Linked DNA regions of Homo sapiens: region 2 is linked to region 1. Evidence: chromatin contacts called from ENCODE Hi-C or POLR2A ChIA-PET data. All regions are on one chromosome and are shown on one strand. The core of a region is the stretch at or near the end of the contact, and the rest is flanking DNA. Distances in the headings are between cores, read along the strand shown. Region 1 overlaps CD86 (CD86 molecule). Region 2 overlaps HSPBAP1 (HSPB1 associated protein 1).

Region 1 (4,963 bases), core at 1,467-3,966:
GCATCAGAGGCTTCTGAACAGGAGGATTATGTGATTGGAGCTGTATTTTTAAGGGATCATTTTGGCTTGAGAAACTAGACCCGGGGACAAGGACGGAGCAGGCAGATGAGTTAGGAGACAATTACATTAGTCTCCTCTACCCTTTTCTTAACATATTGGAGTTCAGCTCTGGCTGTAGTAGTTCTAGATCTCCTCAGACACACTTGTGTAGAGCCTCTGTTGGGTATTTTGGGTACACAAATGATTCATCTTGGTTATACAGATGATTTAGATGATTGTAGACAGAAGAGGGTTGTCTGGTCATTCCCAGACAGGGGAGCATTCCTTGAGATAGAGTAGAGGAAGGCTGAAGGGGAGGAAGACAGTACCTGTTGCTATCTAGATAGAGACATCCAGCAGGAAGTTGAATACAGGTATCTGAAACTCTAGTGAAAGTTATAGGCTGGCAATAAGCACCTGGGAGTTATTAGCTTTTACTTGACAGTTGAATCCGTGGGGCTAGAGGAGAAAAACCAGGAAAGTATGGAGAATAAGAAGACCAAGAACATGCACTCAAGGTTACCAAAATTAAAGAGTGATTTGAGAAAATTAACAAGGAAATCAGAGATTGGGAAAGAATAGAGCATTTCAATGAGGAGAGATGCCAACACTTGCATTTGACACAGCGGTCAAATGAGTTGAGATCTGAAAAGAGCTCAAGCCTTGGCCATGGTGTGAAGTCACCAACAACCTTTGTCAGGGAGTTTCAGTAGAGAGGTGGGGGTGGGAGGCTGGGAATAAAGGCAGCAATTGCTGCTTACTCTTTCAGGGAGTTTGACTCCAAGGGAAAGAGAAACTAAAAGCAGTAGCACAAGGTTTGTGTTTGAAGTAATGGAGGTGAACCAGGTGAATAGCCTGGAGGCCGAGTGAAGTGAGACAGGACACTGCAGATTTGGAATGTCACCAGTCCGCACAACTGAATAATTTCCTCCAGAACTGCTCAATTGCCCAGTTGTAAGAACAGATATGTAGACCAAAAGTAGAGTGTCCCCAGGGTAAATTTTATAGAGACAAAGGGGTGTGTTTATTGAAGTTGTGGAAAGGAATAATTACAAAGACATACTATTGTTGCATTGTCCAATATAATAACCACTAGCCATATGTGACTACTTAAATTTCAATTAATTAAAATTAAATAAGATTAAAAATTCATCTTCTCAGTCATACTAGCTATGTATCAATTGCTCAATAGCCACAGGGGCTGGTGGCTATCATATTGTTCAGCACAGAGACAGAGCATTTCCATTATCACTAAGAGTTCTTGTGGAAAACACTGCACTACAGGGTCTGGATAAAGCTGAGGTCTTGATTAAGTTGAACAACAGTTGTAGAAGGAGTAAGCAAGAGCAAAACCTGGATGAATAGGAGGTTGTGGACGGAGATTAGTATATTGAGATTAAGATTCTAGGGACTGAGCTGCTCCAGGTGAAAAGTTTCAGGGTTATGTCATAAGAAGGTGGGGGGCAGCTGCTGAAATAGTCTGCGGGTGTAGACCTGTGGAGTTGACAAGATCAAAGAAATTTGAGGCAAGGTTGTTAGACTCATTCATGAAGAAGTCACCCAAATTGTTAGCAAGACCTTGCATCTAATGCCAAAATCCTCATTTAGCAAGGTGGTAGTGACTTAGTAGCTACAAGCAATGAGAAAGTCAGACACCTCAAAAGGGGAAGGTGTTGCTCAAAGTCCCCACAAAGTGTGATAAAACAAACAGTAGCTGGGGCTGGAGCAAGTGGCTTCCTTTGGGTGAAGCCAGATTTCACTGAAATAATAACCTCAGGGAAACAGTCAATGAAGGGGTTAAAGATGTGGGAGAGTTTCCTTGTAGTAAGTAATGGAATGAGGCTTTCAAAGGGCCAAGTAAAACTTTGGAGGAAGTTTAGTAAAAGAAGGAATTTTTTTTAGTACAGATAAGCATAGGAACATAAAGAAGAGATAATTCTTAAACATATAAGATATGCATTTGGGGATAGCAGCCAGGGAACACTGAAGTCCCAGTGGGGTCAGAGACTTCATAAGGCTAGCAAATTACAGTTTTTGAGTGGCATTCCAACAGTAGAGTGTATTGCTCAGGAAGTCCTTAATTATCCTTTGAAACAAATTCCTTCAGCTGATTACGAAGGCATCTAGCTGGATTCTTGAGCGACTTGTTCCTGACATCATAGCAACCCATTGTAACTAGACTTCGACCATTCCTCTTACCCAAGTGCTGGGGAAGGGAGAGATTCTCAATGCTTACCCACCTATGGAATCCCAGTAAGTCCAGTTGCTAGGTGGCTTGAGGTCTGGGGTCATAAAATGGAAGGCCTGAAGTCATTTGGTGATCACAGACCTTGAGCCAAACTTTCCCCATTTAGTCAGAGAAAGGATTAGCAGCATCCCCCATGCCTGGCTCTGTGTGAGATCATGGAAGCCAGTGGTTGGTGAGGTGCTATGGAGTATAAATTGCAAAATACTTTCAGTTCCACTCAGAATGGATTTCAAAGTGATTTCCACCCCATGGGGAGGAGAGGGAGTCTGAGGAGGGATGGATGGAAAAAAAATTTTCATGTCATTTTCTGTGATCCACTCTGGAGACAGAGGCAGAGATTCTCTACAACAGCTGCTCAAACTATAGCTCTTGTTAAAATGGAGGTTCTGAATCAGTAAGTCTTGGGTGGGGCCAGAGATTCCGTGTTTCAGACCAGCCCACATGTGACGTGAATCTCATTGGTCCATACATCACACTTTCAGTTGCTAGGTGAAGAAGGGAGCACTCGATGAGTGGAAGAGAAAGCCGTTGTAATCTTTGGGAGAAGGGGCCTGGGTCAGCGGAGTTAGACTGGTCTGTGAGTGGACAGAATGGATGGGAAGGAAAGAAGATACTGTGAGGCTCTACAGAAAAAAAAAAAAAAAAAAATATATATATATATATATATATATATATGTAAATCAAGAAGACAGAAGCAGCTAAAGACGAAGTCATTTCCAGGTCCAGAAGGCACAACTGACAGCTGAGTAATAACATAACATTGACTGTTAATTGGCAGAATTTTTAACTGTGTGTTTGGTTTCTCCATCAGGTCATCTGTCCTATATTACATGACAATTTAGACTAAAACCAGTATTTCCTCAGAGACAATGCTAGAAGCTTTTACAGTAGGGGGCACTCTTGCATTACATTAAGAGCTCAGCAAAGAAGATGCAGAAGCCTCAGGTTTGCCTTGTAAGGTGATTCATAAACACACTAAATCTTCCTTAGGTCTCCCTTTCACTGTCAGGGTACGCATATAGATTTTCCTTCCTCCCTCCAATACCGGTACGCATCCTCTACAGGTGGTGCATTTTATACCTCAAGTACTTCACAGGGTCCTAGTGAGTGTAGTGAAATAGGCAGTGATTCATATTTGTGCAAACTCCCACTGATGCCTGCTGTCTGCTTCCCTAAGAGTTCAAGACCACCACCAACCCCTTGATTATGTGTTCTCACTGGGCCACTCTGTACACAGTTTAGTTTGACAAGTGCATGTCACTGTTATCTGTCCTTCTATTCCCTCTTTCAAGAGAAACCACATCAATTTAATTACTCCCCCACTTAGAACTCTTCAAATGAAGCTCCTCTCATCTCTCTCATCAACCCATCTCCTCCCTTTCCTCCTCAATGTCAACATGCCTTCACATAAATCCTGAATGATGAAATTTTATTTAGAACTTACACTAACTTCCTCTCCAAGGTGGCATCTAACTTCATATTAAGTAAGAAACAGCCTTCCCACTCTCCACCCCCGCACTTCTCACCCACCACTGCTTACTTTTTTTTTTTTTTTTTTTTTTTTTTTGCCAAGTCTCAAGTAATTCTGTAACCTAGAAAAGGTCCTACACAAACCCCGTGATCATTCACATTTAAGTAGTTGGGTGGCCCACATCCTTCCCACAAACCCCAAAGTGTCCTCAAGGACTAAAGCCTTTCTCTCAACCCTTCCAGCATGATGTCTATGGTTGTAAAATTGTCCAGGGTCAGTGCATACTGGGAGCAGCAAGTTTGTGGTGCCTGGGGTTTCCCCAATACTCCCAAAGCACATCCTCACCTGCCCATCTATGATTCATTTTCAGCATTTCACTCATGTGCCTTAAATGGTCATTGACCACCACAATCCGAAAACAGCCATCAAATTTGCCCAGTTCTCTTTCTGATCTCTGAAAGAGCTTAGAGAGGTCACTGAAAATAAAGGCCTTGGTTCACTATCGAAGTCATTTCTAAAGCATTTGACATCCTTGGAAGTGCTGGCCATGGGAGCAGCAGTCATAGGGGAAGTTCTGTAAAGGGAGCTATTTGAATTTCAAAGATGTTACTCAACGTGATTCCCCAACTAATGAAGTATAATAAAGGGGGGCTATAATTTATTACCATTATCAGCAATCTTTTCACCATAGCAGACCAAGGAATATGTGGATGGGAGGGGAGGGGAAAGCTTTTGGTGATGGTGTAGAAGTTATGGAACCTGTAACAGCTACAGTGATGAAAACTAAAATTAAGGTTATAGGAAGGTAACTGGTGGGTGAATGGGTTGTCTAACTCTACTGGTTTTTCCCTGTCTTGCAATTTAAATTCACAGAACCACAGTACTAGAAAGACCCTTGGAACATTTAGTCAACCACTTCATTAATCAGATGAGGAAACTGAGGCTCATAAAGATTGCAGTTTGTACAAGGCCACACATTTAGTCAGCGGTGAAGCAAGGACAAAGGTCCTAATCTCCAGATGCCAAGCAGATGTGCACAGTTCCAGAGCTTAATATCTTATTCTTCAGCATGATTACTGATAAGATAGTATCTGGGTATTGTATAAAGAGAAATGGAGGTTTTTTCCCCTTTCCTCTTGTTTCTCCCTCCCTAATCCTTAACCTTCTTTTTTAGGTGCTGCTCCTCTGAAGATTCAAGCTTATTT
Region 2 (4,963 bases), core at 1,538-4,037, 670 kb after region 1:
CGATCACTCTATCCCCCTGCTTTCAGATGTTCAGGGTTATTTCTACAACTGCTTGCCAAATTTACTGCCAACTGAGATACAACACTGCCACTGAGCACGTATCTTGGGAAACAAATCTGATCCAAAATGCTATGTGATGTTCTCTATCTGCTTCCTAAAATAAACTAAGGAACACATGATATTCAAAAATGCCAATTATTAACACTTCTATTTCAAGTATTCTAGATAAATTCTAACCAAGACCTAAGACCTAAAACAGAAATAAGAAATACACTCAACAGAGAGGAAACAAAGTTATCCTTACTTTTAAAATCATATGCCTGTCTAACTAGAAAACCCACAAGACAACAAAAAACTACCTAGGCTAATAAGTAGGTGCACACAATATAAACACACAGAAACAACTGGCTTTTCTCTATGACCAATCACAACCAGTTAGAAAACTGTAACAGGCAAAAATATTTCCTTCGTAACAGTTATAATAAATTTACAATATTTTAAGGAATCTGTAGACCTATATAAAAACTATAAATCATTTTACTGAGAGCCAAATAGACTTGATAAGTAAAGATAACATGTTCCTGTGTGGGAAGATACAGTATTATAACAATGGGATTAATTAATTATAGAGCTTAATGAATTTTCATTTGAAATCCCAACAGGATTTCTTTACAGTGAGAACTTTGTGTAACTCTAAAGTTCATTTAGATGTATAAAATTCAATAATATATAAGAAAAAAGAGTAATTAGGGAGGATGAATTGTATATTCAAATATTAAAATACATACCAGAACTAAAATCATGTTTTAAAACTGTTTTACTGGCCCCCAAACTGGTAGCTTAATATGCGGCCCAAAAACCGATGCTGGAATATACAAGAATATAGTAAAATAATAAAGGTGATTTCCAAAGTCAGTAGGGTAAAAAATAAATATTCAGTAAATGGTACAGGAATAAAATTTCCAAATTTAGCTATTTGTGTAAAAAAAATTCATTGACTACCATATACCAAAATAAATAAGAAATGGATAGTTAAATGTAAAAAAGAAATAATCAATTAGAAAAAAATTATTAGAATATTTCTCTATTTTCAGGATAAAGAAGGAATTTCTGAAGTTAAAATAAAAATGTTAATAAAGCATTATTTGATTATATAAAAATATAAAACTGTGAAGCTAAAATGAGAAAGCAAACAATAACTAGGAAGCTTATTAGTTAACAACACAATCTTTATTTTTTCATTTTTTTTACTTATTTTTTTATTTCTAGAGGCAGGGTCTTACTCCATTGCCCAGGCTGGAGGGCAGTGGCGTGGTCAGAACTTTGAACTGCTGGGCTTAAGCAATCCTCCTGCCTCAGCTTCCTGAGTAGCTAAGACTACAGGTGTGCACCATCACACCTGGCTAATTAAAATTTTTTTTTTGTAGAGACAGGATCTTGCTATGTTGCCCAGGCTGTTCTGGAACTCCCAGTCTCAAGTGATGCTTCTGTCTAGGCCTCCTACAGTGCTGGGATTTTAGGTGTGAGTCACTGTGCCATGCCACAATCTTCATAATATATATGAAGAATTCAAAAAAATTTTTAAACCCTAAAATCCCAATAAGGAAATAGTCAAAGACCAATTATCAGGAAAAAATACAAATTACTAATAAACATGAACGTATGTTCAACATCACCAGCAATCAAATAAATGTGTTTTTTTTTTTTTTTTTTTTTTTGGAGACAGAGTCTCACTCTGTGGCCCAGGTTGGAGTGCAGTGGCACTATCTTGGCTCACTGCAACCTCTGCTTCTGGGGTTCAAGCGAGTCTCACGCCTCACCTCCCAAATAGCTGAGATTACAGGCGTGCACCACCACACTGGCTAATTGGCTAATTTTTTGTATTTTTAGCAGAGACGGGGTTTTGCCACGTGCCCAGGCTGGTCTCGAACTCCTGAGCTCAGGTAATCCGCCCACCTTGGCCCCCCAAAGTGCTAGGATTACAGGCATGAGCCACTGTGCCCGGCCAAATAAATGTTAATTAAAATAATGAGATAACATTTTTCACGTAACAGGGCCTCATTCTGTCTCCCAGGCTTGAGTGCAGTAGCATGATCACAGCTGACTGCAGCCTCGACCTCCCAGGCTCAGGTGATCTCCCATCTCAACCTCCTGGGTAGCTGGGACAACAGGTGCACACCATCATGCCAAGATAATTTTTTTATACTTTTTGTAGAGACAGGGTTTTGCTATGTTGCCCAGGCTGGTCTTGAACTCCTGGGCTCAAGCAATCCTCCTGCTCCAGCCTCCCAAAGAACTGGGATTACAGGCATGAGCTACCATGGCCAGCCTGAAAGATCTTTAAGATAAATTTCAGTTTTGGCCAAAGAGTAGCAAAACAGGAACCCTCACATGTTCTGAAAAGAATGTAAATAGAAACCGCCTTCGTGCAAAGCCCTTAGCTGTATGTTTCAAAGTCTTTCATTCTTTCACTTCACAAATTCAATGTCCATTAGGTGCTCAGCCCATGATGAGACGTGGCCCTTGCCCTCACAGAAGTGACCTTCTTGAGGGGAAGAGACTTTAAACAGGTAATTATACAACCATGTGATTACAACTGTGCTAAGTGTTACTAAGAAATACAAAGTGTTCTGAGGTAATTGAATAGTCACACCTGATTTGGGGTATGGGGAAGGATAGATTTGGTCAGGAAAAATGACATTTAAGCTAAGATCTGACAGAAGGAGATGAATTATTTAGGTAAAGTAGGGGGAAAGGGAAGTGAGAAAAGAGAGGCTAGACACAGGGAACTACATACACATGCAAAGGCCCTGAAGTAGGAAGAAACAAAGCCCTGGAAATACAGAAACTGAAAAATGCTTGTCTGGCCTGAGCTCAGGGACAGAAATGATGCTGGGCCTTCCACACCACAATGGACATTTTGGTCTTTAGCCTAAGCGTAACTGGAAGCCATTTAAGTGTTTTAAGCAGAGAAATAAGATTAGATTTGTTTTCCTAAAAGTCATCTCTGGCTTCAGTATGAGGAATGGTGTGGGAAGGGAGGGCAAGGGGTGCAGAGAGACTAGGATGAGGCCACGCAACTATGGAGGTGAGAGACAGCGAGCAGGGTAACGCCCACTAGAGGATGGCTGTGGAGACAGACAGAAGCAGGCAGATGCTAGATATTTAGGATGTAAGTCACTGAGTCACAAGACACCATTCAAGACAGGCAATCAGAATGATTCAGAAGTTCTGGTGTAAGAAGCTTCACAGATAGTGTTGCTACTGATGATAATGCTCATATCCTTTGATCCAGTAACTCTCCTTCTAGGTATCAATCCTAAGGAAGTAATCAGAAACTGACAAAATCTGTTTGCAAAGATGTTCACTACAGTCTTTTTAAAATTTAAAACTTGTAAGCAATCTAAATCATCAAAACTTTAAAATAAATTATGATACTACCAAACAATGAAATATTACGTAGCCATTGAAAAATCATACAATCTCAAGAGAAGCTGCTCAGAGTAAAAGAAAAAAAAAAAGCAAGCTGTGAAAATTAATATAACTTTATTTTTAAAATACAAAAAGGCCTACATGGGCATACCTCAAAATATAACTAGTGATTATCTCTGGGTAGTGGGACCTTTGCAAGTCATATACTTAATAAGGGTAGTATCCAGAATATATAAAGAACTCTTATAACTCAATAATAAAAAGACAAAAACAATTAGAAAATGGGCAAAGGATTTGAATAGACATTTTTCCAAAGAAGACATACAAATGGCCAACACACACATAAAAAGATGCTCAACATTATTAGTCATTAAGGAAACACAAATCAAAACTATAATAATACTTCCCATACACTAGAATAGTTATAATTTTTTTTTCTTTTTTTTTGTACTTTTAGTAGAGACGGGGTTTCACCATGTTGGCCAGGCTGGTCTCAAACTCCTGACCTCGTGATCCACCCGCCTTGGCCTCCCAAAGTGCTGGGATTACAGGCGTGAGCCACTGCGTCCGGCCTAGAATAGCTATAATTTTTAAAATGGAGTGTTGGCAAGGATGTGGAAAAAACTGGAACTCTCATACATTGAAGGTGAGAATATAAAATGATGCAGCTGCTTTGGAAAACGGTTTCTCAAAATGTTAAACACAGAATTACTGTATGACCCAGCAATTCTACTCCAAGAGAAATGAAAATACATGTCCACACAAAAACATGTACATGAATGTTCATAGTAGCATTATCTGTAATAGCCAAAAAATGGAATGACTCAAACGTCCATCAACTGAATAGATAAATAAAATGTACATATTTGTACAACAAAATATTATTTGGCAATAGAAAGAATTGAAGTACTGATATGTATTACAACATGGATGAACCTTCAAAACATACTAAATGAAAGAAGCCAGGCACAAAAGGGCCAATAGTGAATGATTCCACTTATATGATATATTCTAAGTAGTCAAATTCATAGACACAGAAAGTAAATCAGTGGTTGCCAGGGCCTGGGGTAAGGCAGAATGGAAAATGATGGCTTAAGGGGTACTGGGCTTATTTATGGGATAATAGCAATATTCTAGAATTAGATAGTAGTGATGATTGTACAATATTGTGCATATACTAACAACCAATGAATTGCATACTTTTAAATGGCTAAAATGCTAAATTTTATGTTATGTGGATTTTATTTAATAAAAAAGAACATCGTCTTTACTAAAAGCTCAGAGTCATTTCTCACAACCTCAGAGAGTTATTTTCCTTTTTTTTGTGCTTAAGTATTAACTTGAAAATGTCAAATTACTGTGTCTTATCTATAAAATGGGATAACAGCAGCTCTGTCCTAAGGTTTTAGGAAGATTAAGAAAGCTAATACCGTATGTGCAAAGTATTCACAATAGTGCCTGAAACAATAGCTTTAAATAAATATTAGCTATTGGTAGTATTGTGTACTTGGAGTCTAACTAGAATGTGAAA

What was found. A loop is a pair of places that touch in the nucleus more often than their neighbours do. ChIA-PET counts read pairs that join two places held with the same protein, here RNA polymerase II (POLR2A). Pooled maps may share reads with other maps.
Region 2: a pooled map shows a loop between it and region 1 (4-fold over the local background). The contact joins two enhancer-like sites. A Hi-C loop is called at or near these places in 1 of 37 single-sample maps with no recorded cell type and 2 of 50 pooled maps. POLR2A ChIA-PET finds 5 or more read pairs at or near these places in 1 of 52 experiments (activated B cell).

What each region holds. Positions count from the first base shown.
Region 1 is chr3:122,098,580-122,103,542 of GRCh38, forward strand. CD86 (CD86 molecule) reads left to right here. Exons shown (of 7, transcript NM_175862.5): 3 at 4,933-4,963. Among named protein-coding and RNA genes, the nearest start is that of CD86, 46 kb to the left of the region's middle. RefSeq lists an enhancer at 2,481-2,670. Within about 2 kb of position 2,717, at least 3 of the 41 ENCODE cell types and tissues checked have a DNase peak (open chromatin) inside an H3K27ac peak, as active enhancers do.
Region 2 is chr3:122,771,609-122,776,571 of GRCh38, forward strand. The region is part of intron 2 of HSPBAP1 (HSPB1 associated protein 1); the gene reads right to left. Among named protein-coding and RNA genes, the nearest start is that of HSPBAP1, 20 kb to the right of the region's middle. Within about 2 kb of position 2,788, at least 3 of the 41 ENCODE cell types and tissues checked have a DNase peak (open chromatin) inside an H3K27ac peak, as active enhancers do.